7 separate regions of the Mus musculus genome follow, and all the other regions are linked to region 5. The links are chromatin loops, found by intact Hi-C in ENCODE. Cell type or tissue: left cerebral cortex. All regions are shown on one strand.

What was found. Hi-C counts contacts between places; a loop is a spot of excess contacts. Peaks named below come from ENCODE experiments on the same cell type or tissue, not always from the same donor. Only the 100,000 strongest peaks of a DNase experiment are listed, where the experiment ranks them.
Region 1: a loop joins it to region 5, with 5 times the contacts of the local background. A loop is called at or near these places in 11 of 42 quality-filtered maps.
Region 2: it touches region 5 in a loop (5-fold over the local background); 11 of 42 quality-filtered maps call a loop at or near these places.
Region 3: it touches region 5 in a loop (10-fold over the local background); 35 of 42 quality-filtered maps call a loop at or near these places.
Region 4: it touches region 5 in a loop (8-fold over the local background); 26 of 42 quality-filtered maps call a loop at or near these places.
Region 6: it touches region 5 in a loop (2.7-fold over the local background); 2 of 42 quality-filtered maps call a loop at or near these places.
Region 7: it touches region 5 in a loop (4-fold over the local background); 4 of 42 quality-filtered maps call a loop at or near these places.

What each region holds. Positions count from the first base shown.
Region 1 is chr1:177,446,949-177,450,948 of GRCm38, reverse strand. It overlaps Zbtb18 (zinc finger and BTB domain containing 18), which reads right to left. Exons shown (of 2, transcript NM_001355099.1): 2 at 185-3,860. The coding sequence starts at 3,846. The coding sequence ends at 2,278. Among named protein-coding and RNA genes, the nearest start is that of Zbtb18, 6.6 kb to the right of the region's middle. In left cerebral cortex, no CTCF peak of the experiment used is centred here; DNase peaks (open chromatin) are centred at 2,594, 3,017, 3,636, 3,988 and 3 more places; H3K4me3 peaks cover 4,000 bases; H3K27ac peaks cover 4,000 bases.
Region 2 is chr1:177,440,966-177,444,965 of GRCm38, reverse strand. It overlaps Zbtb18 (zinc finger and BTB domain containing 18), which reads right to left and starts at 2,615. Exons shown (of 2, transcript NM_001355099.1): 1 at 2,371-2,615. In left cerebral cortex, CTCF peaks have their summits at 3,077 and 3,384; DNase peaks (open chromatin) are centred at 1,454, 1,590, 2,897, 3,837 and 1 more place; H3K4me3 peaks cover 3,472 bases; H3K27ac peaks cover 2,888 bases.
Region 3 is chr1:176,875,774-176,879,773 of GRCm38, reverse strand. Sdccag8 (serologically defined colon cancer antigen 8) reads right to left here. Exons shown (of 18, transcript NM_029756.3): 12 at 1,668-1,784. Among named protein-coding and RNA genes, the nearest start is that of Sdccag8, 63 kb to the right of the region's middle. In left cerebral cortex, CTCF peaks have their summits at 623 (motif pointing left) and 1,865 (motif pointing left); DNase peaks (open chromatin) are centred at 586 and 1,844; H3K27ac peaks cover 454 bases.
Region 4 is chr1:177,193,862-177,197,861 of GRCm38, reverse strand. The region is part of intron 1 of Akt3 (thymoma viral proto-oncogene 3); the gene reads left to right. Among named protein-coding and RNA genes, the nearest start is that of Akt3, 53 kb to the left of the region's middle. In left cerebral cortex, a CTCF peak has its summit at 2,443 (motif pointing left); DNase peaks (open chromatin) are centred at 2,437 and 3,490; H3K27ac peaks cover 307 bases.
Region 5 is chr1:177,682,678-177,686,677 of GRCm38, reverse strand. No RefSeq gene overlaps it. Among named protein-coding and RNA genes, the nearest start is that of 2310043L19Rik, 42 kb to the right of the region's middle. In left cerebral cortex, CTCF peaks have their summits at 1,542 (motif pointing right) and 2,792; DNase peaks (open chromatin) are centred at 1,565, 2,172, 2,576, 3,480 and 3 more places; H3K4me3 peaks cover 428 bases; H3K27ac peaks cover 1,304 bases.
Region 6 is chr1:177,036,975-177,040,974 of GRCm38, reverse strand. The region is part of intron 11 of Akt3 (thymoma viral proto-oncogene 3); the gene reads left to right. Among named protein-coding and RNA genes, the nearest start is that of Gm15423, 98 kb to the right of the region's middle. In left cerebral cortex, a CTCF peak has its summit at 2,384; a DNase peak (open chromatin) is centred at 1,504.
Region 7 is chr1:177,255,456-177,259,455 of GRCm38, reverse strand. Gm36904 (a long non-coding RNA gene) reads right to left here and starts at 1,775. Exons shown (of 8, transcript XR_001779550.1): 1 at 1,650-1,775. It also overlaps a transcript of Akt3 not described here. In left cerebral cortex, a CTCF peak has its summit at 2,080; DNase peaks (open chromatin) are centred at 809, 1,658 and 2,136; H3K4me3 peaks cover 3,086 bases; H3K27ac peaks cover 2,196 bases.

The DNA of each region.
Region 1 (4,000 bases), 240 kb after region 5:
TATTTTTCAATGTGCATTTAGTGTCTCCTTAAATAGTGAGAATGTGCACATTTCCATTTGGGTGACCCTAAAGCAGTCTAATACTTCATAAGCTGAATAAAACTTGACATTAAAATGAAGACGTCATGCACTATACTAACTCCAAATCTGTTGTGCGACTATAATACAAAAAGCACACAAGGAATTCTCAGTTCATATAATTTATTGCAGTTAGCACACAGTTTAAAAATTCACCAACACACCAATAGTACAAAACTAAACAGCATTATAAGTTATTCCCCCTCAGGAAATAAAACATACTATGATTGTCAAAGCTAGATGTCAGTCTAAGATTTAGAACAAAGGAAGAATGTGAAACTAAGTAAAAGAAAGAGCAATCACTCACAATGACCATTAAAAAAGAAAATCCAAAAAAGTCCGTTCTTCCACAGACATTGATTGTCTCCTCTAGATTAATAAAGATTATTTTAACATAAACTGTATTAAAAAAAAAAAAACTAGAAACTCTTCAAGTAACTAAAGATAATGCTCCAAGGCCATTTTCACAGCTTTGTTTGTTTGTTTGTTTGTTTGCTTTAAATGCCATTACAGCCAAATTAACATACATTTGACCAAATATTTCCAAAACAGTCCAGCAACACACAATGGAGTTTTCCATTCAGTATCTTAAGCACAAAAATAGGCTATGTTTACAGTAGTTAAGGCGATCAAATTTTAAACAAAAGCAATTAAAAAAGAAAAAGGGAAAAACAACCACTGTTTCCCATGCTACTCCCATAGACCTTATTTGTAAGTGCAAGACAGGAAAACAAACAGTGTGCAAAACGCTTCTGCCCCGCGCTGGCCATCAGAACCACACATCGGGCTGCAGCCTCTGCTGCCGATACACAGTCTACTAACCCCCCTCCCCATGTCAATCAAGGCGGTTCAGTCCTTTCAGCCTGGGGCTTTTTCAGTCCATAGAATCTTTTCATGAGTTAGGGGGTAGGGGGAAGGAAAGGAAATAGGGGAGAAAAAGAAAGGGGAAGCAAAAAGGAGGGAGAGAGAGAATGACCTATGACCTATTGTCAATTTGTGCAGTAGTTATTCTAAAAACACTCGGCTGGGTACGTGTGTACACCTAAACTCTGAGCTGGCATGGGTTCTGTGCAATTACAAGTGTGGTATGAATGCACACTGCACATGCAATTCTTTAAGCCGTTTGTAAACATTTATATGTTCCTTGTAATGTAGCGAAGTTATCAATTTGCAGCTTAAGTTTTTATTCAGCTTAACAGTTTCAAACTTAAAGACGTGGGAAAAGTCAATTTAAATTATATAAAATAAAAATAAAAATAAAGACAGTGCATTTATGTTCTTCGTAACACCAGTTTTTTTCCCAAATGGTGCTATTTTTCTAAGGAAATTAAATAATTTTAAACTCACTCGTTAAAGTTATACAATGCAAACAAAGACAAAAAATATATTGAAACTCATGCATTTCTGTAGCGTTAATATTTACTTTTCAAGACTCAACTAAGAGCATCAACACAACCTGTCAAGTTCTTTGACACCCCCCCCAGCCCGTGTAATCAATTACAGTATACAAGAACAGTAATTCACATTTTAAACACACAGTTCAACACTGCTGAAGCTGCAATATCCTTTTTCATCTCAAGCAAACCTTCACAGAGACAGTCCCAGTGACCCAGTGTACTGTCAGATTTCTCTCACTGGGGACCATCAGAAAACCAGAAGTTGCCACACAAAGTTTTAAGTCAACTGCTTGTTTAAAAATAGATAATCCAGCATTTCAGAAATTTTCCATTTGGGTCTAAAAGCATTCAGGTTTCCAACAGCCAGAAAATATTCATGCAATTTGAGACATATAAAGAGGCTAATAAACTGGAGGGGATTTCTACTCTGAAAACAAAACAAAACAAAACAGTGTGGAGCACAGGGAAAGCGCTCAAGACAATGCAGTGTGTACAAAAGTAAGCCATGTGAAAGCGTTTGTGACAGAACCATTTGTTGAGAAGGTTTTATTGGCTAACTTGGCCTAACCCTCAAAAGAAAGACAGCTCTCTACTTGTGACTTGCTCTAGTTTCTTTTATCAGAATGCTAAATTAGTGAGATTCTCATGCTATTATTCTAAAGTGCAAAAACAAGTTAAGATCCCAACTTTTCAGTTCCAGGAAACAAGACTGCTTTTAGACCGTACCACAACTATATAGAGATCTATGTATATATATGTATATATATATATATATATTATTTATATATATATATATATAAAATTATTTCCAAAGTTCTTGAGAGCTATCTTCTAAGGTCCAGTCTCTGACAGTGGGCAAGCTCAGCGCTTCACTTTTGACCGACAAGGAGTTCACCAACTCACAGTGGAACTTGCGGATGTGTCTGTACAGGTCTCCGGACTGCGTGAACCTGCGCTCGCACCACTTGCAGGCATGGGGCTTCTCGCGGGTGTGCACCACGGCATGACGGCTCAGGTTGTGCGAGTACTGGAAACTCTTGCCGCATTGGGTGCACGTGTAGGGCTTCTCCCCCGAGTGAGTCCTCTCGTGGCGCTTGAGGGTGTACATGCAGGAGAAAGTCTTCCCACACAGGGAGCACGTGGGCACATTGACATCGGCGGCAGGCTTGCTACGGATGCCATCCTGCTCTCGGAAGTGCGTGCTCAGGTGGATCTGCAGGATGTGGGGGCTGGGGAAGACTTTGTTGCACAGGGGGCACATGAAGATCTGGCCTGCGGGGCTCAGGATATTGGAGACGTAGGGAAGCAGACTGTTCTCCATGCCCCCTTCCACCTGGACCCGCTCGCTCTCTGGGGTCATCATCTCATCATCGCTGGCTTTGTCCTCCCGATCCAGTTCCCTTAAGACCGAGTCCTCCCTCAGAGGAGCCAGGTGGGCTGGCTCATACTGTACCCTGTTGTTAGTGCTCACACTCTCTTTCACAGTGCTATGTTCCATGTCATAGTCATTAGTGCCAACATCACTCTCATCACAGGACGCCTCTTTCTCCACCTTCACCTGCACCAGGTTGCTTCTCAGCACGTCCTGTGAAGAGAAATAAGAGCTGTTCAGATTTTCAACTCCTGAAAGGCTGGACTTGACAGACAGGTCCAGCACACAGTCAACATCTGCCGAATCCCTCACGGAGGTGACAGACCTCTGGGACAAAGACTCTGTTGAGCTGCAGGGGCTGGCTACTGTTTTTCCAGCTGCTGTGGCGTGTGGCTCGGCCTCTCCGCCAGCCTGGGGGATGCCTGCTGAGTCTGAGGGCAATCGCATCCACATGTTCCCAGGCTCAGCTGCCAAGTCCCTTTTGCTGGGTAGAATGTTCAATTTGTCATCTTCGCCTTCATCTTCATCACTGGGCAGGTCACCTGCCATGTGGCTGCTGCCGTCTGAGAGGCTCTCGACTTTATCCGAACAACTTGAAGCATCTTCTTCTTTTTTGGTGCTGTCCGCCTCTGTGGTAGCTTTCTCTTTCAGCTTCTTTTTGCAGACTTTGACAATGTCATACATGTGGAGATAACTGGCAGCTGCTAGCACGTCCTCAATGGGCAAGTCTTTGAACTGGAGTTTCCCTTCGTACATGAATTCAAGCAGGAGAGCGAAAGCGGGGGCTGTCACAATGTCGCTGTTCAGATGAACAATGTCTCTTTTGTCCAGCTGGTCCTTGTAAAAGAGGTGGAAATACATGCTGCATGAAGCCAGAACAGCTCGGTGTGCCCGGAACTGGGCATCTCCCACCAGAACAGTGCAGTCACAAAGAAAGCCCTGGTGCCTCTGCTCGCTCAGACACTGCAGCAAATGTCTGCTGTGGTCTGGAAACTCCATACTGTCTTCATAACCTGGGGAAAGAGGAGTTTCTCGTTAGAGCCTAGTCAGGAATTTAGACTCTAGTCGCCACTTTAAAAAATATCCGCCTTAGTGGTGGAGAGTTACATGTCTGAATTTTAAATCAGGCTCACACCCCAAGGACTCCCAAGCC
Region 2 (4,000 bases), 240 kb after region 5:
TTTCAATCCAGTAAGACCATCACTTCATGCTCAATTTCACATATTATTTATAAAGTGGATTAGAAAAGTAATGTGATTTTAAAAAAAATTAAATAAAACACCCAAACACAAAGATGCTCAGCCTAATCTCCTGCTACTCCTACCTTTAGGACACATAAACTTGATTAAGTCCTTCCCTCGGAGTCTTGCTGGCTGCAGGTCTGTTACATCGGTGGAAAAAAAGCAGACTAAGAGAGACAGATGCAAAGTGGAGATGATGTTGGAGAGGAATGAGATACCTTCTCCACCACAGATCCGCACACACTAACTCCCTGTCTGTGTGTTAGAATAAAAGGCTGAGGGATGGCAGGCTGTCAGCTGCTCTGACATCATGTTCAGATGGAAATGCTACCTCCAGCTGTGCTCCTTTAATGCCATATGCTACTCCTCTACACTCCTGCCACCAGCTTTTTCTTAGGAGAACTTTTCTCTTCTGTTAGTATAAACAAAATACTTCAAAGTCTTCCTTTTTCCCCCCAAACTTTCTAACAGAAGAAATTGAAAAGCTCAGCATATGGAGTCCTACTGTATTTATGGAATCGCAACACTTCTGCCTCAAGTTGGTGGACTGGCTTACATATGACAGCACACTCGAGCTCGGTGCTATTCAGGAAACCCACATTCACTTTTATTCAACTCCAACGTCTAGTTTCAAAGGCAGCTTAGGGATATTTTTAAACCAACCCATTTGACATCTCTAGTCCCATTTCAACATTATTACAGCATGTTTTTCCCCCTTCCCCTGCGGAGATAATGGCAGACATCTCCGAAATGTTGGCAGACTTATTAAGAACTATTACTTCAGCGTGGTTCACCTTATTGTTTTACTCTTACCTAAGCAATTTATCTGGATCTACCTCTCAGGAAAATAGTTCACACTGCCACCGTTAGTGCAAATTTCCACTTTCAGCATCAACAAACTCAAACTGCACTTCTGAAATACTGGAAAGTATTTTAGTTCAATGAGGCAAATTAATAAACTGACAAAACCTGCTACAGTCACTTAGAATGGTTGTTTGACCACACAGCTTGTCTTCCTGCTCAGAAAAGTCACTTTTGTCTTGCCCTTGGTCTCTATAACTTTGGGGAAAGGGGTTGTGATCACCAGGAGGGTTGGGAGGCCAAGTGTAGACTTTGGGAACTTTTTTTGGCTACAGTTTGTGGATCTTTTCTAATGGCTGATGTAATGTTAATGTAACCGGGGCTGGGTCGCTGGGTGCCCTGCAAGGTGCTGCGACATCTATGAATATCAGACACATCTCCACCGACCCTTGGGAGGTTGGAGAGTAGAAAAAAGAAGTTGGGGCCTGAGGCACAAGCGTCCCAACCCAGGCGACAACCACTTAGGCTCGCTTAGAAAACAGAGGCAGGGAGCTAGAGAACAAAACCCCAACTGTGTTCTGCTCTCGCTCACGAGTCACAAACCTAACTTTCTCTAACTTCGCGGTGAATGACACAATTCTGAACTCGTTCGGGAGGCACTCTGTGCAGATAGACACATTACTTCCCTGCCACACACACACCCTCTTTTCCACAGATGCCCTCGCCCCATTCCACTATATCCGACATTAATCACCCAGTTTACCCAGTGGGGTGGTGGTGGGGGTGAGTGACAGTTTAATGAGTCCCAAGCACCGCAATGGCCCGAAGACATCCACTCCACGGATCGACCCGTCCACCGCTACCGCGGACCCTCGGAGGTTCTGTGAGGTTAGGGGGTTTGTTTTTCAGAGGTGGGGGCAGGGTGCCCCGGGTGTGTGTGTGAGGTTCAGGGGTGGGAGAGGAGATGCAAATCTTCCCGCAGTTCGCGGTGCATAAAGCACTTCAGGGAAAGAGGAAGGGTGAAACCACGGGGAAGAAGGTGCAGGGCAGAGAGCCGGTGCAGCAGGAAAGCACCTTCCACAACGGCCGAGAAAACAGACCCCGGTCGCGGCAACAACAAAAGAAAAGTCGCAAGAAGCGGCGCGGCGACCGCTCCCCCGTCGCCGCCGCCGCGCGCCAGCCCCCGGGGCCTCCCGGCAACCGCAACCCGGGCGCCGCGCCCTCCCCCTCCCCCGGCCCTGCAGCTGCACCGGCCCCGGAGCCGCGGCCGTCCCGGGCGCTGCAGCTGCGGCGGCCCGGCCCCCTCCCCCGCCCGCCCGCCCGCCCTCCGCACCGGGAGGCGCCGCCGCAGCTGCACCGAGTCCGCCCCGCGCCGCAGCTGCACCGGCCGGGGAGCGCGGCCAGGCGAGGCGAGGCGAGCCCGCACCGCCTGCCCTCCGCCACACTAACTAACTCCGCCCGGCGGGAGCCCACGGTCGGCAGCGGGGCAGGGCGGGCGCGGGGACTCACACGGAGCGGCCCGAGTCGCCGCGTCCCCGCCGCGTCCTCCTCCTCCTCCTCCTCTGCCGCCGCCGCCGCCGCTGGACTTGTGGGCGTCCTCCGCCGGCCCCCGCCCGCCCGCCGGCCCCGGCCCGGGCCCCGCGCGCCCCCGCCGCCCCCCGCCCGCGCTGGCAGCCTGAGGCGCGCGGCCGAGCCACAGGGCCCCACTCTTTCAACGGCTCCCCATGGCAGCAGCCCAGCGGCGGCCGCAGCCTGCCAGACGCACGGGCGGGAGCGGGCGGGCGGGCGGGCGAGCGCGGCGCCGGGCCGGGGGGCGGGGCGGGCGGGGCGCGGGCGGGGGGCGGACGACGCACACGCACGCACGCGGCGGCGCGGCCCAGATGTGGCCCCGCCCGACCGGGCCGCCCCTTGCCGGCCGCTCAGCGATTGAGCGAAAGCGGCGGGCCCCGGTCTCTGGCCCGCCCCCGGCCTCGGTGGCGCCCAGTAGAAGCGCGGTGTTCCGGGAGGGCGGAGAAGCGGCGGGACTGACGGGGCAGCTCGACCAATAGGAGTGGCGGTCAGGAGCTGCCGCTTGCGCGCGCCAATCGCAGACGGCGACTGTTGGGTGGGCGTGGTCTTCTCGGGGAGGGGCGGAGCTCGCGGACCGCGGCGGCGGCGGCGGCGGCAGTAGCGGCGGCAGTGGCTCCCCTCTGGGTGACTTGGCCGTGAGAAAGTGAAAGGAGCCCGCAGGCGGCGGCGACAGCTGCGCGGGGAGGGGCCTGCTTCCCGGCTGGAGACAAGCGCGCTCTGGGGGTGTGGAGCGAGCGAGTCCGCGTGCACCGCGACGGCCATAAGTATACTTTTTCTCGGGGCAGGTGTCCCGGGGAGGCCGAGCGCGCGGGGCCGCAGCTGGCCAGGGCCAGCCTGGGGCCGCTGGGTCTGGCCCTCCTGCGGTGCTCGCCCAGGCCCCGTTCTCCTCAGGGACGCGCCGCCTCCGGCCTGCCGAGTCGGTCGCCAGGTGCATGCGAGCTACAAGCTCCTAGCGGCTGTGAGAGGCGCCTTTCCCCGGCGTCCTCTGTTCAAGTTGCAGCTGCGTTTCTTTTCACGATCCCCGCGTCCCGTCTGTACTCTCCGTGACAAGCAAAGACACTGCCCCGAGACCAGTCTTAGACCTTTCCAGTGAGATTGATACTTGTAGACGCTTTAGTCTGTTCCTTAATTGGTGCGTAAGGAGCCACGGCTTTGTAAGGAAGGGAGAGACCTTATTTTGTGTTGCACCTCTCTCCCTTCAGATAAACTTCTTCCTTACCTGTTCTTTGTGCCTAACCAGCAAAGAGGAAATGTAGAAAATTTCTGCCCTCAAGATAATGGAAGGCAAGAATAACACACAAGTAAAAAGTTGAGTAACAAGCAGGGGAGAGAATGATTCAAGACAATAAGAAAAGTGCATAGCGAGGAAGTCAACACACTAGTAATTGTCTAAATGAAATGTGTTTACTGTTTGCTATGTGAACGCTGACTGGCAAGCCTGGTTGCTAACCAACTCACCAGGAAACCTTGCAGCTGAGCAAAATCTGCTTTCTCTTTCTTCCAGGACAAACTAGTAAAGAAGTTGAAAGTAATTGTGTGGGCAAATCAGACATATTGAATTGCTAATGAA
Region 3 (4,000 bases), 810 kb after region 5:
ACCAGTTACAAAGAGCACCTACAAACTCTCCTCACATTCTGTTCCAGGAAAAAACAGGAGCATGCAAACCTCTCCTCACCCTCACAGGTTTACTGCTACAAACTGGGTCCTCCCCGAGGGTACAGCTTCACCGCAACGGCACCACTAAAGATGACCAGAGAAACTTAGTATTTCAGTCCACCAGGGAGCACGGACGCTCTCCTTCAGTTTCAGCCTTTGTAGCATTATGGGCTGATTAAGAAGACAGCATGCTAAAGAAACAGACACTAGAAGGGATTTAATCTAGGTTATTCATTTCCTAAGACACTCACTCTTGTTACTGTAGGGTTTTGCTTTGTTTTTTGTATTGCTAAACATGATAATGTGATTTTAAATCATCCCCAAACTCTTTGCTTCTGTGTTCTATTAGTAGGAAATATTATACTTCTGTAGTTCAGTATAATAACTCAAAAGATATTTAATATTACAGAGTGTGCCAACCTGACTGCAAAACCCTGTAGGATATCAGAAGGAAGAGAGCACTCCACTTGCTTAGGAGTCCTAGGCTTTCAATCCTTGACTGAGGGAACTTTCCATTCTACTATCAGGGACGCCCCCAACTGGACAAAATAAAATCAGTACATGCTAATATGGAAAGATCTTCTAAGATGTAGAACTCATCATAAAGTTGCATCTACTCATATAAAAACTACTTTTGTTCTGGTTGTCTGGGTTTCGGCTGTGATTTGAAGTATTCTGCACAGGGCTTCATTAGCACTTCCATATTTAATACTTTCCCCATTGCATTTATGTCATTTGTCATCAACAGCTGACGGCTTGAAAGGGAAAATATGTTGAAAATATGATAGAAAGCCTTGCTTAGAAATATGTTGTAAAATTATCTGGAGTCACCTACTTCTGAACTGTACGGATATCTCTAAATTATTGATACTGATACCTCAGTCATATTATTTTAATAGAATACACAATCTGCTTTTCTTGGCTGTAAAGAATGCAAACCTTCAATGGCCTATAATGTAACATAAAAATAGAACATCAAAAGTCAATCTGCCAGAACGTTCTCTTTAAAAGCTTTCCCCAGAGTCAATTAAAATTGGAGTATCTATACAATCTCAACAGAGTTATAACATAAAACATCTGTTCAAACTGAAATTGAAGCGAGTAGCATTTTCCCTAACATTTCTAATTTCACTGTATTTAGGCTTCCTGAGCACACAGATTCATGGCTATCGTAGTTAAAACTGGTCCAACTCTGCCAACAATCAATTTGATTGACATATTTACATATCAACTCATCTCATCTTACAAATTTTAAAGTTTCTCATTTAAAATTGGATGCAAGTTGGCATCTTTCAAGAACTTTATGTGCGTATATTTTAGGTTCAAACTGTGCATTAGAACATTTTTTAAAACTTTTTCTAAGTAATAGATACATATCCAAATGTATATTTATGAACTGTCAAATTGGAATTTCATATGCAAGCAGTTGATTCTCACTACTTCATGTCAGGCGTCTATAAATGAAATTCTTTTAATAGTATGAACTGGGTCCTTACATTAGTTAGAAACATTATAAGAGAAATAGTGCCTTAGGGATAAAACCACAGCAACTTCAGAAAACATGTTACTAACAGCTCACAGCTGACTGTGCCAGCGTGCTTCCTTACCTGGACTTTCATTTCAAGATCCTTGTGAGACTTTGCTTTGTATTCTCTGTGTTCCTTTTCCACCTCATCCTTCTCCATTTTGGTTTTATTCAACTGAAAGCGCATTTCTCCACACACCTGTTAGATTGTAAAAACAGATCAGTAGCCTCTGGAATCAGCAGAGAAATATCTACAATTAGATCCTTTGGTGCCCCCTAGAGGACACACAGATAAAGTACACCAAAACTTTTCTAAGACTTGAATATGGTTTAAGATTTTGGAGGCAGTATAAGGAAGCATTGAGAAATGGCTAGCGATGTTTGCCACCAAGTTTGATTACCTGAGTTAATCTAAAGGTCATGCCTGGAATGAGGAAACTTATTCCTTCAAGTTGTCTTTTTAGTTGCATGAATGCCACAATGTACATTCATTACCCTCTCAAAATCAATCAAAATCTATAAAATAATGCAATGTATAACTAAGGAATAGAAGTTAATTTTCAGGATTATATTATATAAAACAGTTTCAAATGAATATTTTCAACGAAAGGCACTATCATCTGAAATCACGCAAGCTAAAATCAGTAATTAAAACAGTTAAAGTCTGTTATTATTCACACAGATGGTCATTCTCTCTATATTATAAAATATCTTTTAAAAAACTTCAGCTAAGATTTTAAGAAAATTTTTGTGAGGACAGTTTTTGCTAATAAACTATATTGTTGCTGTTCAGGTGTACAATACCAGCATTTATTATAAACCATACAGCCAGCATTAACCACACTGTTGTAGGTATGCAATGTGACCTAAATACCATAAAATAACTTCTGGTAAAAGTCATATGCTGGCTTTAAGCATGCTCTACAATTATAACTGTAGCAGTCTACATAAGAGGAAATATACATTAGAAGTGAAATAACTGTGATATTATTAAATAATATATATAACACCTTTAAAATGCTGCAAACTATTCTGTATGTAATTTACTTTTCTTTAGTCCAGGTCACTCACACGGAGAAACATATTTGAGAAATAGAATTATCAGGAAAATCTAAATAAAGAAACGATGAGCCTTTGCTATAACTGAGAACCTGTAGAAAGTTGAGTTACATCACAACGCTTTCTCTGACTTTCAGATCTGCCTTTTAATGGTTGCATGTTATCTAATGGTTATTCCTGCCTGAAACTTTTCAATTTGGCATTTCTTAAAAAATGAGTTTTAGAAGCTTTGAAAAGTTTTGTTGTTCTTGAGTATTAAACTATAGTAAAGTATGTAACCTACATGCCTCCCTTTGCTCAGATAAAAAGCTCTCTAGAAACAATAAAGGCAGCAGAGTTCCAAAGCTCTGACAAGACAGAAACACAGCCAACAATGCTGCTCCATGGGCATCAGAAATGCTCGCACCATACACAAGTCTATCTGTAATGCATGAGAGTTGATTCTTCCATTCAAAACACTATAAACTTAAAATGCTAAATAACCTGTTCCAAACTGTTTAGCTTCAATAGGTGGACAGATGAATTGGACAACCCTCAATTTATAACATCAGAAAAATAACAATTTCTCAATGATGAAAAACAGAGACTTTATCTAAATGTACTCCATGAGAAATGTCTGAGTCGAGTCCTCTAAAAATCACCTCATTCTTTAATTTTAACTCTCACTTTCTTAGTCCTTTCAGCTCATTGCTTACTGTATTCATCTACAACAAACCTCGAAAGTAAGTCTAGGCATTCTACTGAGGCGGAATTATCATCTGAGGACTGGAGGTTTTCTCAAAGTCACTTAGTCTAATGTGTCACTCTCTGAAGTCTGAGTCCTGTTGGGCAGCTGTGGAGACAAACTCATTTTTTCCATCACTACACTTCATTAAAAGGTGTCTCCTATAAGGAATCACAAACAAGTACCATGGCTTCCATCCCCAAACCTGTGTGTCCATTCTTCTACAGACCCATCTGCATCCCTGTCTCCAGACAAACAGACAGATGGAAGTAAATGGAGAATTAGAGAGAGAAGAGAAACAGCTCCTTTTGTAAATTGTATAAGTAGAAATTAATGTAAAGGCTAAAAAAATTATGATTAATTAATTTAAAACAACAATAGAATAAAATGTATTAAAATTTAAGGAGATATATTATTGTATTATAATATTACCTATAAATTTAGTGATAATGAATTGATTTCATTTATATATGATGTTTGGAAATATTTGCTTTCTTACTGGTCAAGGGACTTACTTGAAATCCAGACAAACTAGTATTTCTTAAAATAAATCAATTAAAACCACTATATGTTTTAGTTCTCACTTCACTGGTCAGAGAGGCCCAAGGCACGAATATATAACTTAATCAATA
Region 4 (4,000 bases), 490 kb after region 5:
TAACTTTCAGTTACAGTAAAGCATCAGCAGTAGTCACTTAGTGATACAATTTGTAAAGTTCAGATCATCAATTAATATCTGAGAACTCAGTTTTAAATATAGCAGAATTCTCTGATGTAATAGATTATCAGTTCAAAAATTAACTTTGGAGACTTATTCTGGAGCTGAAGACTTTAAATAATTTTAAAATGATAAGATTGATAATGATAAGAATCTTCTGAGACAAAAATCTTGAACAGGCTTGTTTATTTTGCAGAACTTAACAAGTATTTAAATAGAGCAAAATAGAACTATAGAGCTACAGTAGCTTTCATTATCAAGCTATAAGTTGGATCATTTTTTTCCCTTAAAGTATGGCATTTTTTCCTTTTGCATGGCTAACAGGTGGCATTAAATGAAGAATGGGAGATGACTTTTATTCATTAACATAGTTTAATTTTGAGTTAGTTTTGAAATTTATAAGTCTTGAATGAACTTATGCCTGAAAAATAAGGATTTGAAAAATAAAAAGGGTTTGAGATCAAGTGTGCTTGACTGCCTTACTAATAGGTGGAGAAGTCCATTTTCTTCCCATGGAGCTTTATACATCCTGTCACATAGAAACAGTTTGTCACATGTGTTTGTAGCCAGTTTTAGACAGATCATTGATTATATATCATTCAGGCATAAAAGATAATTCTGACATCCTTCTTTGTTCCTTAAATACCTTGCCTCTATAAAATGGCATATATATTAGCTTGATCAGATCATTATAAACAAGTGCCAAGGAGGCAATTAAAATTTAGTAAACTCACTGTCTATGATTTCATTTTAATATTTGTGGTTGACATGAAAAGTTTTAAGAACAGATGATCCACAGTCTAGTTTGAGAATAAATGATTATTTTTCCCTCTAGGAATGAAAGATTGATTTGAATAAACATATTGTAGGTTTATCCATTTCACATGATTCAAATGCATGCCAGAATATCTCAAAATTCAGATTTGTTATGAAGATACTAAATATTCTTTAGAAATATAGGAGTAAAATATAGGAGTGACTAATTGATTTTATTCATTTCTAGTTGCCAGGTAATCTGAGATAAAATGTTTGATTTTATAAAAATTTCTTAGGGTTGTAATTTTTTCTTTTTCTCTTCCTTCTTTTGAGAGAGGGTGTTACTGTGCAGCCCTGGCTGACTTGGAACTTGCTTTGTAGACCACATTGGTCTTGTATTCATAGAGATAAACATGTCTGCCTCCTAAGCGCTGACATTAAAGACATGCATCACCACATCCGTCTGTAGACCTAGTTTCTTAAGGAACAGTTTTGAGATTTGTATTAAAGTCAGTAGTTGAGTCAACAAGAGAGACTCCAGGATAAAGAAATTAAAATTCTCCTAACTTTTGCTTTAACAAAAGAATACTTACTAGTTTCTTAAAATGCTTTCATAATGTATTCTTTTAAGGATTTTAATATTGTTTTCCAAAGTAGATGAAATATCTTTAAGCTAACTGATACCTCTTCCTAGGTAGCATTTAGTTTTTAATTGTGTATCAGGCAGAGCTGTATGCTTAGCATGAAAAATTGTATTTAAGTGGTTACGTTGAATCAGAGTATTTTTCCTTTGGTTGTCCTATATTTTATAGGTTCATCCAAATGTGGTGTTTATGTCAGAAGTTCACTTTTAGGGCAGAATGGTGGTATGTACATGTACTGTTTGTTGTTGTTATTCATTCATTCATTCATTCATTCATTCATGTCTTAGATTTACATGAAAAGTTATTTATTTAGCTTGAATATTTGAAGTTTCTTTTTTCAAGTAGAGAGTTCTATGACAGTCTTTACTTTGTTAATCCCACACAAGCTGTCATTCCTTTACCTTTGTGTTTGCACTGCATGACTAAGATGCATGTTAGCGTGTCCTGTATTTGGGAGATAATATCCTATTCCTTAGCTTCTTTAAGATGTTCTTTGTTTTTTTTTAAACTTGAAGTGTGTTTGTGTTTCTTTTCCTTTTTCCTCTCTTTCCCTTTTCATTTCATTTAGGTTTCGTGTTTGTTAGTGATATTTATACATGTCTTTCATTGATCCAGGAAATTCTTTGCTACTAACACTTCTGATGTATTCTTTCTGATATTGTATAACGAGGCAATTAAAAACTTGGGAAAAAATCTTTTGTGTATATACTTTACAATTTATGACTTAATGTTGTTGTTGATGATATTTTTATGCTTCTTTAGTTTTTCTCTTTTTTCTGGTTGTTTGATGTGGTACTAGAGTTCTCTGTCAATTCTTTACATGTGTTTTTGAGTTCTCAATTGTTGTTGTCTTTCATATTGCTTACTTATTTGATTTGTGTGTTTTGGGGGACACAGTTTACATGAGCAATTCAGAGGACAAATTTTGGTTAGTAAGAGGATCTGTTCTCTCCTGCCACCTTGTGGGTCCTAAGGATCAGACTCAGGTTTTCAGCCCTGTTCCAAAGTGCCTGTACCTGCTGAGCTGTGTTGTCAGACCTCATGTTATTTACAGTTTTCTCTTTTACTGATGAAAACTCCAAGTTAGATCTTTAGCTTCATTAACATAAGATAAGCACACTCATGTTTAGCTTATACTCTGTCTGATGACTGTGACCCTCTGAAATCTTTGAAAGTGCACTGTTTTCATGGTTTGTTATTTCTGTTTCTCATCTTGCTTCTGGGGTCCTGGCTCCTAAGGTACCAGTTTTAAATGCTGCTGATTCTTGTTACTCATTTATCAGTGTTGTAAAAACTCCACATGCATGCTGAAGCATTGCTTCTAGAAGGAATTTCAGGGGACAGGTTCCTTCAGATTTCTTTTTATGTTTTTGTCAGTTGATCATATATAACATTACTACCTGTTTGTTTCCTTTTAAAGACTCCTTATTTAGTAAGTATTATTTTCATGACATTGAATTTATAGCCACCAATACTTTAAAGTCATGACTGAATGAAGCTTTTTTTAAACATGTATTTTATAACAGCTTTCTTGCACAGAGAAACATTTTTATTACTTAAACTTGTATTTGTGGGGACTCTTTTAGACAATTAAGTCACTGAGAGAAAGCAAAACTGTGAAGAGTGTGGCACTAACCATACTTCACAACAGCATTGGTTATAGTAAATAAATGAAAGCAAGCCTGAGTGATACCTTATCCATCCACATCTGGGAATACAGGGGTTATTATGCTTTCAGAGTATTTGCTTTTTTACATGTAAAAGATGACTCTTAGAACAGCTAGAATGTTACTGAATTTTGGATTATAAAACGTTTTAATGTGTTGATGACTTTGCAAATGCAGAATCCTGGAAAGAAGACTGGCTCTGTGTGCTAGGCATGGTAATAGAAAACCATATGTAGATTTATATGCTTTGAGTTAGGTTACCTCCCCCTTCTCTCCACACTTGGAAAGAAGCTTGATTTTATATCTTTATTATAACTTGAAGGCATTAAAATTCTGGAAACAGAAGCTGAGGGGGTTGGGTAGATTGGGCAGGCATGAGGACTTGAGTTCTATTCTCAAAACTCACATAAAATGCTGTGTGTGATGGTGTTCCCTTGCAATCCAAATGCTGGGTTAGCACACATGGGAATATCTCTGGATCTTGCTTTATTTATGAGCTTCAGGCCAACGAGAGTCCCTTTCTCTCATTGTGTAGGTGGATAGTGTTCCTTAGAATGATTTTCAGGGGTGTTCTCTAACCCTCATATCACATTTGCACATTGACACAGAAACACACACAAACACACACACACACACACACACACACACACACACACAATCCTAGAAGTACTAAAATCCAAGCTCAAGGGTTGATGTCTTTGCTAACTTAAATGATGTGAAATTTATGCTACAAAATCTTGTTTATTTTTTGTTTATTTTTAGCGCCAATAAAATACATTTGTAATACTTGTGTGGGAGTTGGTTTGTCAGAATCATCTTACCTAGCATTTTAAGTTGCTCTTAGTGGACTGTGCCTCTGAACAGCCTACTGAA
Region 5 (4,000 bases):
GTGCTACTCTCTCTGTGTAAAGCTATTGATCTTGCTGTCAGAGGCACCCTAAGTTCACCTCATGTACCAGGGAGACAAGCAGTGAATTCAGCAAGTAGAGGACACAGAAAAGATCATCTGTGAATGGGAAGACACTCTGTGCTCCTGGGAGTGCTTAAATGCTGTCGGTAGGTGGGACACTACCTAGCTGGCCCACTGACCCTAGCAGAACTGAAATTTAGCACAAGAGGAGGTCTATGCAATGCACATTTCTTCATCAACCCCCTAGCTTTGATGAGTTCTTGGCTTCCTCCACACCACACGCTGCACAACAGCAATAGCCAAACCCATCTTGTATTCGATGAGTCACCCTGCATCACCCTTGTGGGACACAGACACCCAGGAGCTTCTGGGGCTGCTGTGTTGGACTCCTGCTTTTTCCAGAAGATGAGGTACAAACAGAGGTGTGACCTAGTGATAGAGAACATGTTTAGCACTTGGTACACTTACAAAACAAAAGGTTTAGGTCTGGAGAGATGGCTCAGCTGTTAGGAACACTGACTGCTCTTCCAGAGCTCCTGAGTTCAATTCCCAGCACCCACATGGTGGCTCACAACCATCTGTAATGGGATCCGATGCACTCTTTTGGTGTGTCTGAAGACAGCTACTGTGTACTCATATAAATAAAAAAAAATGGATACATCTTTAAAAATAAATCAAGACAAAGGTTTGATCTCTAACATCACAATCACACCAAGACCTTCCTCCCAGCACTGTAAACAGAAGGCACAGGTTCTCAAGCCCCACCGCCAGTCAGGCACCACGTGATCTGTGATGATTTAACTCCTCAAGACTCCTACCCCTTCCTCACGGTTCACTTGATGGCCCTAAGTGGAAAGACCAAAGAAAATGGCTGTACTTACATCACAAAAAACACGAGAGAGAATTTGGCAGTGGGTATATTTAGGAAAGCATATGACTGTGTGGATTTGTTCTCTTTATCTATTCTGAGGCCAGGGCTTTATGCTATATTGGGGTTAGGCATCAAAACAGGTTTTGGGTTTTTGAAGAAATTTAACCAAGTATGAGTTTAGACTCTACTTCTAGGAATCCTTAGTGTTCTCATAGTGTATGTAACGTTTAAATGTTATTATTTTGGTTTGGTTTTGGTATTGAAACTGAACACAAGACCTCCTGCATGCCAAGCCTGGCCTCTAGCACTAAGCTACCCTCAATCGTTAACAGTCATTTGATTTGCTTTATCTTATATAAGCCTCAGAAAAGTATAATAATATTTATCATGAACTCTATTTTACAGATGAGAAGCCAATCATTAGAGTGAAGTGATCTGTTCAAGCGAGAGAGAGAGAGAGAGAGAGAGAGAGAGACAAGTAGTTACTTGGTACTTAAATATCGTCCTGTGTGTGGTTTTCCCAAGACATACTACATGACTTCCTGAGATGTCTTAAATAAAACACCACGGGAAATATTTTTGAAGACCCTTTCAAACATTTTCTGTATCCCTTCCCTAATTTTATAAGGGGCTGGTTTGTCTAGACTTGTATATACCCAGTATGGCCACAAGATGTCAGGTTAATCTCGGTCTTTGAGAAACTGGCTTCATTGGGGCACCAGTAGTAAGGTCCTCTTTTGCTGAAGAAGACAAATGAAAGCTATGAATAAATAATAACAATAATAATAATAATAATAATAATAATAATAATAATAATAATAATAAACAACTAAGGAATAAAGGAAAAACAAAACAAAAGCCCTTAGGTGGCTACATAGGTTAAATAGCAACTTTTCTCTCTTTCTGTTTTGAATCAAGCAACTGAAAGTTCAGATAAGCCTGTGTGTCACTTCTGTTTGCTCTTGGAGGCAGGAGGTCAGGACTTGGGCCAGCCCCTTAGCGAACATTATTCATCTGTCCAGCTCTGGAACAAATGTGAAGAAATGAAGTCGCTTCAGTGAGGGGAGACAGTGTTGTTATTGTTGCTGGTGATGGTTCTATTTGCCAGCAAGCATAAAAACATACTTTGGAATCCAAACAGGCTTGTCAGAGGGAACTTTTGTTCCATGTTTGGGCTGGGATGCTTCCAGGGCAAAATCAGGCGGGCATTTGAACCTCAGGAGGCCAGGAGAGAGCTGCACACAGCAGCCACTGATGGAAAAGGCCAGCCATCAGCTGCAGTTTCATCTGGGTGTTATTTGACTGCAGTCTATGCAGCTTGGGCTGCCAACTGGGGTCACTTCTCTGAATGAGTACTAAGGGGAGGAGGGGGGAGCAGGGCTCTGTAGTCCAGGACGGAGGACTCGTCGGCCACAAACGGGGATAAACAAGCTTAGAAGCTTGAGCTTTTGGAAAGCCGCTCCTCACTTTAGGGCTTTGGAGAGAGAAAGTGGTCCTGATTCTGCAGGATTTATCTGCTGTCGGGTCTCAATTACCCCAAGATCTCTGGCAATGCCTATGGGATCCCTTTGCTACGTGGATTAACTGCCCTGGGGACAAAGCCATCTTTGCTGTGTGTGGTGAGAGTTTAGGGTAGAGAAACTCGTGGTAACGCTAGTCTCAAGAAGCCTAAATTGAGAAAGCCTCTGCCTTTCTCCGCTACTGTTACATAATTTGAGCTGACGGTCCCATCCGCAGCTGTCCCGCTGCCTCCTCCCTCTGCAGATGGGAGAAGCTCGCTGGGTGGACAGGCTTACACTAATCTATCTATTTGGAAGGCAAGATGGTGATAAATTACGACCATGGTGAATATCACTAAGACGCGGTAGAGCCAACAGTACTCTGAATTTTCAGTTCTTCCTCACAACCCTGCTGGACTACCTAGGGCATCACTGAATGTTTTATTTCACCTTGAGATCCTGAGATAAGATAGGCTCTTACTCCAGAGCCCAAAATGTCCCGGTCTGAAGTGGCAAGCTCCCCACAGGAGGAGCCCGTGAATTTCAATAAATGGAGGAGCCTCTTATTTTGTAAATAAAGTAACAGCTCAAGGAAATGAAGTGATTGCGCCAATTATACACCTAATTGGTGGCAGATTAGGGACCGGAGCACAGCCCATTACTTCTGCTTCCTATCCCACTTCTGCTGTCTTGAATTTGAAAATACCTTTCACTTTATTTTAACTTAATTAGTTAATGGACTATTGCTTGGCTGGGACTGGAACTCAGGTAGGCAGATGCTCTACCACGAAGCTGCATCCCTAGTTGGTCTTATTTACTTAAAAACATGCCTTAAGTTAGCCTTCAGTTTTGTTTTTATAGTCAGGCCAGAGGCCGCCACCCAGAGCTGTCTCTGCTTCTAACCTCCAGGTTCCTTCTCATCTCAACCACAACTACCAGGCCTTGTAAACCTTACTGACTCTCAAGCTGAAAGGATAATTTTCAGCATTTAACCTCAATTCGGGCCTTTAGGATGGAATGGGTTTCACAGCATGGCCTGGGGATGTTTTCTAGAAAGAGCCAGATAGTCAATATTTGGGGTTTTGAAAGCCATACCTTACATAACAATTTGAGATGAAAATGTCTTTGTCATAACTACTCAGATTTGAGTTCCCAGCATGAAAACAGCCAAAATACACAAGGCTCCTGTCTATGATCGCAGCACTTGAAAGGGTGAAGTCTGGGAGGACCGTGACTCCAAGATCAGCCAGGGCTACACAGTGAGTTCAAGACCAGTGTGAACTATATGACACCTGGAGTCAACAAAACAACAAATAACCGAAAAAAAAAATAGCCATATAGTATACTAGGTAAATGAGCACGGCTTCTTGAGAATCAATTTAGTCTCTGGGACAAAATCTTCTACTTTTACAATAACGAAACCCAATTTTGAGTTTCTATTCTTCAGCATATTATGGTCTAAGCTCTGTCTTTGTGTTTTGTTTGACCTGAGTGTATGAGATGGTGTCTCAGCTTGGGCTACTGTAAGGCAGGACTGGGTGCCTCAAACACCAGACATTTTTCACAGTTCCAGAGGGTGGGAAGTCCAAGGTCAAGGCACTGGGCGATC
Region 6 (4,000 bases), 650 kb after region 5:
TTAAGACAGGGTCTTCCTGTGCATGCTCTCCTCCCTCAGACTCAAAATCCTCCCTCCTCAGCCTCCTGGGTAATTGTTTATAGGTATTTTACTTTATTTACGTATTTTAATTTTTTAAGAATCATTTTTTCTATGCATTTATTGCTTGCATGTGTTTGTACTGTGTGTGTGTGTGTGTGTGTGTGTGTGTGTGTGGTGTGTGTGTGGTGTGTGTGTGTGTGTGGTGTGTGTGAGTGTGTGTGTGTGGTGTGTGTATGTGTGTGTGTGTATGTGTGGTGTGTGTATGTGTGTGTGTGTGTGTGTGTGTGTGTGTGTGTATGTGTGTGTGTGTGTGTGTGTGGTGTGTGTGTGTGTGTGTGTGTGTGGTGTGTGTGTGTGTGTGTGAGTGTGTGTGTGTGGTGTGTGTGTGTGTGTGTGTGGTGTGTGTGTGTGTGTGTGTGTGTGTGTGTGTGTGTGTGGTGTGTGTGTGTGTGGTGTGTGTGTGTGTGTGTGTGGTGTGTGTGGTGGTTACAGAGGTTATAATGCTACATGCCATGTGGCTTCTGGAGCCTGGGAATCAAACTTCAGTTCTCTCTAAGAACAGCTTCAGATTTTAAAGGATGAAATTAATTTGGATTTTTATTGATTTCTGTTTCTGGGTTTGTGATCTTACTTGTTTACTGCACATGTGTCTCCATCTGTCTGTATGGTGGCGGGCAGGCCTTCTGTGCTCGGCCACTGCTGCACTACTAGCCTCATTTATCATTCATCAGTCAACTGTTCTGAGTTTACTTCGATGCTCTCCCCAGAGTTTCTTTAAGTTGAAACAATAATTATTGTTGTGAGACAGTGTTGTTATTGTTGCTGTTCTTACCAACTCACCACTCAGTTGGGTCCAGAGCTTTTCTCTAGGGCAGTGGTTCTTAGCCGTGGGGTGCCACCCCTTTGGGGGTTGAACAACTCTTTCACAGAGGTGACTCTTTCACAGAGGTCACGTACAACCATTGGAAGACAAAGATATCTACATTACAATTCAAAACAATAGCAAAATTTCAGTTACGAAGTAGCAATGAAATAATTTTATGGTTGGGGTCAGCACTATAACAGAAAATCTATAAAAGGATCACAGCATTGCAAGGTTGAGAGCCACTGCACCAGGGACTGTTCAGCCGGTTTCTTTGGTTTTAAAATGCAGTCTAATTTAAAAATATTTTAAATATTTTATTTATATAATGTGGGGAAAAGAGAGAAAGAACAACTAAATAATAGGAGCCGAGGAAGAACCAAATGACTGTTCTGAATTTAAAAGTTTATTGAGCTTTCTTTGCATCTTGGTTAATTTCTATTGTGTGACTTTTTTTAATAATAAAGTTTTTTTATAAAATGAAAAGTTTAAATTATCAGGGACAGAGGGGGGAGGAGGAGAAAACACAGATTCTGCTTTTCCTCTATAACATGTTTTTACCAAGATGCGTCTATGGATATGGGACACATGTTCTGTGAAGATGGCAGATGGTGTGGTTCATGTCGTCAGCATCCTTCTGTGTACTGGTACTATCAGTTACTGACAAGCAGTTGTTGAAATCTTCAGCCACGAGTGTAAACATCTTTTTAATTTTGCATTTCTTTTTTGGTTTTGTTTACTTTTTCATTTTTTTCAGTGATCCTCCTCCTCAAGCTCAGTGCTTTATACATGCGAGGCCGGGGCTCTGCAGCTTGTTGCAGTCGAGCCCCCACTCTCTGTATTTTGAGCTGTTGGCTGTATGTACACTTGAATTTAAGATTGTTTCATCTTGGGGAATTTACCCCTTAGCCCTTAGGTTATTTATTGATTTTCTTTTATTAAGTATACAATCTGTGTGTGTGTGTGTGTAATATGTCTTTTCTCATCATTTTTATTCAAATTATAAATAAGTAGATTCTGTTTTAACATACAATTCATTCTTTTTTTTCTTATTCACTGGATAACATGAGAATAAAATGTGATGTATAGCTATCTTCATTTAATTCATTTATTGACATAGTTATCTGTCTGATTTTTAGATTATCCTTTTTTGCCTTTCTCTTTGCACACCTCTTTTGTGATTTGTTCAGTATTTCTGGTTCCATTTTTTTTTTCTGTTATAATCTTACTAGCTGTATCTGTTGTTCTCTTGGAAGTCGTATGTAGACTGCAATGTCTGGCTCACTCCCGGTCTGCTCTCAGCTGGAGTTATGTCATGTAGAGCAGCAGACTTTTCCTCCCTTTGCCATTTCTGTGCTGCCATTTTGTAAGAGTTTTTTTCTTTCATACAATAAATATTACAGTATATGGTAAGTATACTTTTTGCTTATAGATAACTGTTCTGATCTTTGCAGCTCTAGGGATTAAACTCAGGCTGCATGCTTGCTAGGTAAGCTCTTCACCACAGGGCTGCAGCACTGAACTCTCAATAATACTGTCTAAAAGTGGTCACAAAGGCTCTCAATTCATTTCCTTCAGATCCACGTGTCAACCTGATGGTGTGTCTCCTGTGCGTTTTTCTTTAGTCAACACTCTAAGGCTGACTTTGGTGCTACACTTCAGGCACTGACCTTTCTTGCTTTGAAAACATTCATAGGCAGAAAGATTAAAGGAAATATAATACTGAAAATCATGGAAATACCACATTTAAGAAAGGGAAGCGGTAAAGGGATAAAGCAGTAAAGCATGGCAGGCCTGACCTCAGAGGCCAACAGCGGCGAGGGGCCTGCTAACGTGCTGCATGCTCCGAACAGGGTTGCTTCTGGGTTTGGTGGAAGGAAATAGGGTGTGTAGTGCGAAGACCTTCCTAAGTCTTCTTGGTATAGCAGTAGGGAGAAGAATCTAGAAAAGAATCCAGTTACAAGTCTGCTTCACTGATCTGTGCTAACTTTCAGGGGCCTCATAGAACAGATTGAAGGCACCAAGGAAGCAAAAGGGAGTGTGGAGTGAGTCTGTCTGTCTGTCTGTCTGCCTGTCTGTCTATAGATAACCTAAAGAAATAGGCAGTGGTTTTAGACTAAAAATACAAAGAGAAAGACAATAGAGGACTTTTCATTTTAATTCAAAAAGAAATTGTCCAAGGAACCGATATTTGAGTGAGAGCAGGAAAGAATGCAAGTGTCTGGAGTCAGAGGCTGGAGCTGGAGGATGGTCTCCTCTCCAGAAAACAAGGATGATAACGTTGGTGGGAAATGCAAGTTTGGAGTGTAGTATAAGAATATAGATGAGTGGTTCTAAACATTGAGAACATGCATGATCGGGAGTGGAGTTTGATTGGAGAACACGTAATTGCCACATCTACCTAACTGGTGGAATGTCATACAAATGTTATTGTGCAGCTTTTCATTCTGAGTCAGGCAGGGACAGTCTACTACCCCATTAGAATCTTCACTTGAAAAGTTGAGGGATTGATAGCAGTTGTACAGATGTTACTGGCTATGATTGGCTTCAGGTAAGCTAAAGATAGGTCTCTAGGTATTGTCAAGTTGGTGTTTTTCTTACCACACTTATTTTAAAATGTTATTCAAAGAAAGATGTATTCCAAATGTGTGCTAGACATTCTGACATTCTGATGGCTAACATCACAGTTGCTGCTGTCTTTTGATCATGAGGCATTTTACATAGGATATGAAAGACCAGACAGTTATCAAAATTAACATTGGTTATTTCATAAGATATAGCTTAAGCTTTAAGAAATGTTCATAGATAGATAGATAGATTCATTCTTAAAAGAAACTCACCTAAAAATCTGGGGGAAAAAATCATAGTGAATAGAAGCATTTAGTGACCAAGTATTAGAGCAGCACCAAAGGTAGTCTTGCTGTGGCTCTCAGTAGATGTGACAAATGACTTGTGTCAGATAGAAATGCCAGGAGTACAATCTTCAGTGAAAACATACTTTGCACTAAATTACAGCATCTTTATCACAAGAAACACTTAAAATACAATAGACGTGCATTTATTTAACACACATAAAAATATCCTGTTTCATTATTTAAAAGATTCAGCTTTGCTTTT
Region 7 (4,000 bases), 430 kb after region 5:
AATGGGAGAAACTAACGGGTTCTTCCCAAAGGCTGGAGCCATTAGAATTAATACCGGTTTGCCAGGTGTTTCTAGAAGCGATGAAACAGTCTCAGAAAAAGTAAACTTTTATGACTTTCTGAGGTACGAGATGTGGCAAGATAAGGGTCATTTTCTAAAAACCAGTCTTTACTGTACTTACAACCATGAACTTCAAAAGCAACATCTTCTTAGTGCCCCCAAGTCCATGAAACCAACCTCCCTCACAAGGTGGTTCTGAGGGACTCGGGATGCCACTGCAACAACCTCAAGCCCACACATGGTGACATCTCCTGGGACTGCCAGATACCTGCCTCGCACTGCCCCCGGGCCCGCCTCGCCCAGGTGAATGTGAGAAGGAGTTTCCTTGCTCTGAGCCCGCACGCCCGCGGCGTCAGGGGCGGTGCGGTGGGTGTGCTGGGGGGAAAGCTGGGCCCCGCCTCGGGTGCCTCGTCCAGGGCCACGCGGCCCGGGGAAGCCCAGAACTTCCCGGCGGGAACGCTGGCCCCGCGGCGCGGACTGCTGGGGAAGGTGTTCTCGCGAGAGGAAGGCGAGGGGCGCGGGTCGCCGCGGGTCTGAGGGGCGCGGGGCAGCCTGGGGGCGAGCGCCCGGCTGGGGCGCGGAGCTGAGGCGGTGAGCTGGACCGGGGCGCGGGGAAGCCGCTCCCGCCAGTCGCGGAGAGCCAGCCCCTGACGTCAGGAGTTTTCCTCAAAGTCAACAACAAGCCCCGCGGCGGCGGCGGCAAGAAGCTTCGGCGGCGGCCCCCGGAGGGAGGAAAGAGGGGGCGGGGAGGCGGCTGCTGGGTCCCTGAGGCGAGGCGAGGCCGCAGTCCGGGGCTCTGCGCGCTCGGCCCAGAGCCTCCGCCCCGTGGCCCAGCGGCTCTCCACGGCCCCCCGCCCGAGCCGTGTTTTCTAGTGATGAATCGAATTTGTAGCCGACATCCGATTCCCAAGTAGAGTCTCCGCCTCCTCCTCCTCCTCCTCCCCGTACCGCCGCCCGCCCTCCTCCTCCTCCCTCCTCCCGCCGCTGCCGCCGCCGCCGCCCGCTCCAGCGCCGCCGCCCGCCCGCCCGGCCGGCTCCCTCCCTCCCTCCCCTGCAGCCCTTCGTCTCCCCTCCCGCCGGCGACACCGGGCTCCAGGGGGCCAGAGGCTCAGCGGGGTGGGGGGGAGGACAGGAGGGGAGGAGGAGGGAGGGGGACCCCCGAGTCGCCCCCTCTCCTCCCCCCGTCCCCCCCTGCTCCATCCTCCGCCACCGCCCGAGCAGCTGCGGGGCCGCCGCCGCCGCCTTTGCAGGTAACAGCCACCGCCCCCAGCTCTCGCCCCCCTCCCCGCCTCGCCCGCACTCCCCGAGGGCCCCGCGGCTCCCTCCCTGCCTCCCCCGGGCGGGGGCGGCGGCGGCGCGGGTGGGTGAGGCGGGGGCGTCTGGGTGTCACCGCGGCCGCCGGGGGCGTGGGCGGGGGGCCGGGGTTCCCCTCCCCGTTCCTCCTGAAGCTTTGGGGCCGTAGGTGTGGAGGCGGAGGCCGGGGGATGCCCCGCGTGGGTGACACGGACATCCCCCTAGCTTTTGGGGGTGGGGGAGCGGCGGCGGTGCGCGGGCGGCCAGGGAGGGGGGTGTTCCTGGCCTAGCGGTACCGTGAGCTGCGCGTCTGGGTTGCCCGGCCCGGCGCCTTTAGGGCTCTTGTTTAGCTCGAGCCGGGTCCCTTCGCCCCGACTCGGTCGGCCGCGCGGCCCGGGGAGGGGGCGGCGGGCCGGGGCGAGGGGCGGGGGGCGGCGGCGAGGTTATGTAACGCGAGCGAGCGGCCGGTGGCGAGTCGGTGTTTGGGTTGGGGGGAGGGGCCGTCTGCGCATGTGGCGGGAGTGCGGGCGAGGATGCACCGGCGTCCCCGGGGTCTCCTTCCTTAGCCAGCTACCTACCCCACCCCACCCCACCGCACCCCGCCGGCGCCCGGGAGAGGACGGTGCTGATGGGGTGCGGGTGTGCGTGTGCGAGGTGGGTAACGTGCAAGTCTGTGTTTTTAATAGTAGTGGGGTTTTGATCCGCTAGGGAGTTGTGTGCTAAGAATAGAAATGTGCGGAAGATGCTGGGTTTGGCTGATCTACTGATGCTGTCGCTGCTGGCGGCGGCGGCGACGGCGGGCGGCTCAGGCTGCAAGTAAACAAACCAGCTTCTTCCTAGTCCACCTCCTCCGCCTCCTGCGCATCGGTCTGCATCAGCCATGATGCTAGTGAGGCCCCTTGGAAGCCCGAAGTTGAAGCTTAAGCTGGTGGCATCCATAGTCCTGATGCTGAGGTGGGGTCGTCCCTTGTTTGAGATTTCCTGGGAATCTACACTTAGGTTAGAGATAACCGAATCTCTCCTTTGGGCCAGTTTTTGAACAGTAGTAGTGTTTACTGTTTATCTTTAGGAAGCAGAAAAAAAATGCTTACCCATAAGTCAAAGCTTGGATTCTCTCAAATGTCTTCATCAGAATAATGTTATGAAAATAAAATTCATTTCTCAAGTGTAATATATTTTGGTTCAAAGCATTGATGGATTGAAATTGATAAAGTTTACAGATAAAAATCCAGCAATAAAATCTCTGTATAGATTAAATTATGGTATTAATAGAATCAACACACTTTTAGCGTTCTGAAAAGGATGTAGAACAAGGACTTCATATGTAATAAAATAACAGTTGTCCCAAATCTTTAATTTAGACATGTCTTCTGTATTTGGTAAAGCAAAGTAATTTTTTGTTAGAACTATAAATTTCCATACAGTCACTGAATTTTATTTATGGTAGGACTCATTCATTATATTAAGTTATATTTGCATTTAGGAAAATGTTGGAAAAGCCAAGAGTGGAAGAGTCTAGTAAAGATGGTTTAGAGCTTGAAGATGAATCTGAATATTCCAGAAGATAGGATGTCTAAAACATGAATTCTTTTTTAAAAAGTATCTTTATAAATTGTTTTCTAGAAACACAATACCAGATACACAGTTAAATTCAAGATGCAGTTCAAGACTGAATTTTGTTCCTTTTGTCAATATAAAATTTTGATTCTGTTTGAAGATAACTTTTTAAAAGCCAGAGATGACCTCAATATCTATATCTTGAGGTTCAAATTTTAAAGTTAGGGAGAACATGTGCTATTTTAATGTTTGTACATTTGCAGTAGCATAGAGGTTATACCTAGTCTAAAGGAGTACTACAAAAAATGAAATTGTTATTCATAGTCATCTTGTCCCCTCTACTGTCTTCTGTAATGATGAGTGATTAATTTTCAACTTAAAATTATTTTTTTCTTTAATCTTGACATTGTTGTTTTGTATTCTATATGGAACAATACTTGAAAATTCTTTGGGCTTTCTATTTTTTGCAATTGTATTTATTATGGTTTTGGAGTAGAGGGTCTCCCTGTGTAATTTAGGCTGCTATGAAACTCACTCTGTAGCCTAGGTTGGCCTGCTAGGGATCCCAGCCTCCTGAATGCTGGGATCACAGGTGTGTGCCACCATTACAGGCTTGTTTGTGTGATTTTTCTTTTTCACCTAAAATATTTTAAATAAAGTTTCATTCACAAAATAAATATTAAGAGGAGGAGTGTGCTTTGGAGGAGTAAGGTTTTTTGACTTCATTCAGAGGATCACTGTCATTAAAGTTTGTACATTTAAAGATCACTGTACATTTAAAGTCTGTTGGTTAAACTTCTGCGACAAATGTTAGCATGGATTTCAGTGTGGGGGTTTAGGAGTTTTAAACTCCAGGTTTTGATTTTAACATGGAAGTTTCTAAATGCTTAGGCTTCTTTCTGAAGAGGAACTTGTTTCATACATTGTTGTAGAAGTTTAGCTTTCATTTAAACTTTGCATCTTCTTAGGAAGTGATAACTAGTTATAATTTACTCTGTAATGCCCAGTAGTTCAAGAATTTGTCCCTGGGATGATGATTCTTGTTAATGTGTTAATTGGATCAGAATCATGATTTGGTGAGAGCTTGGCT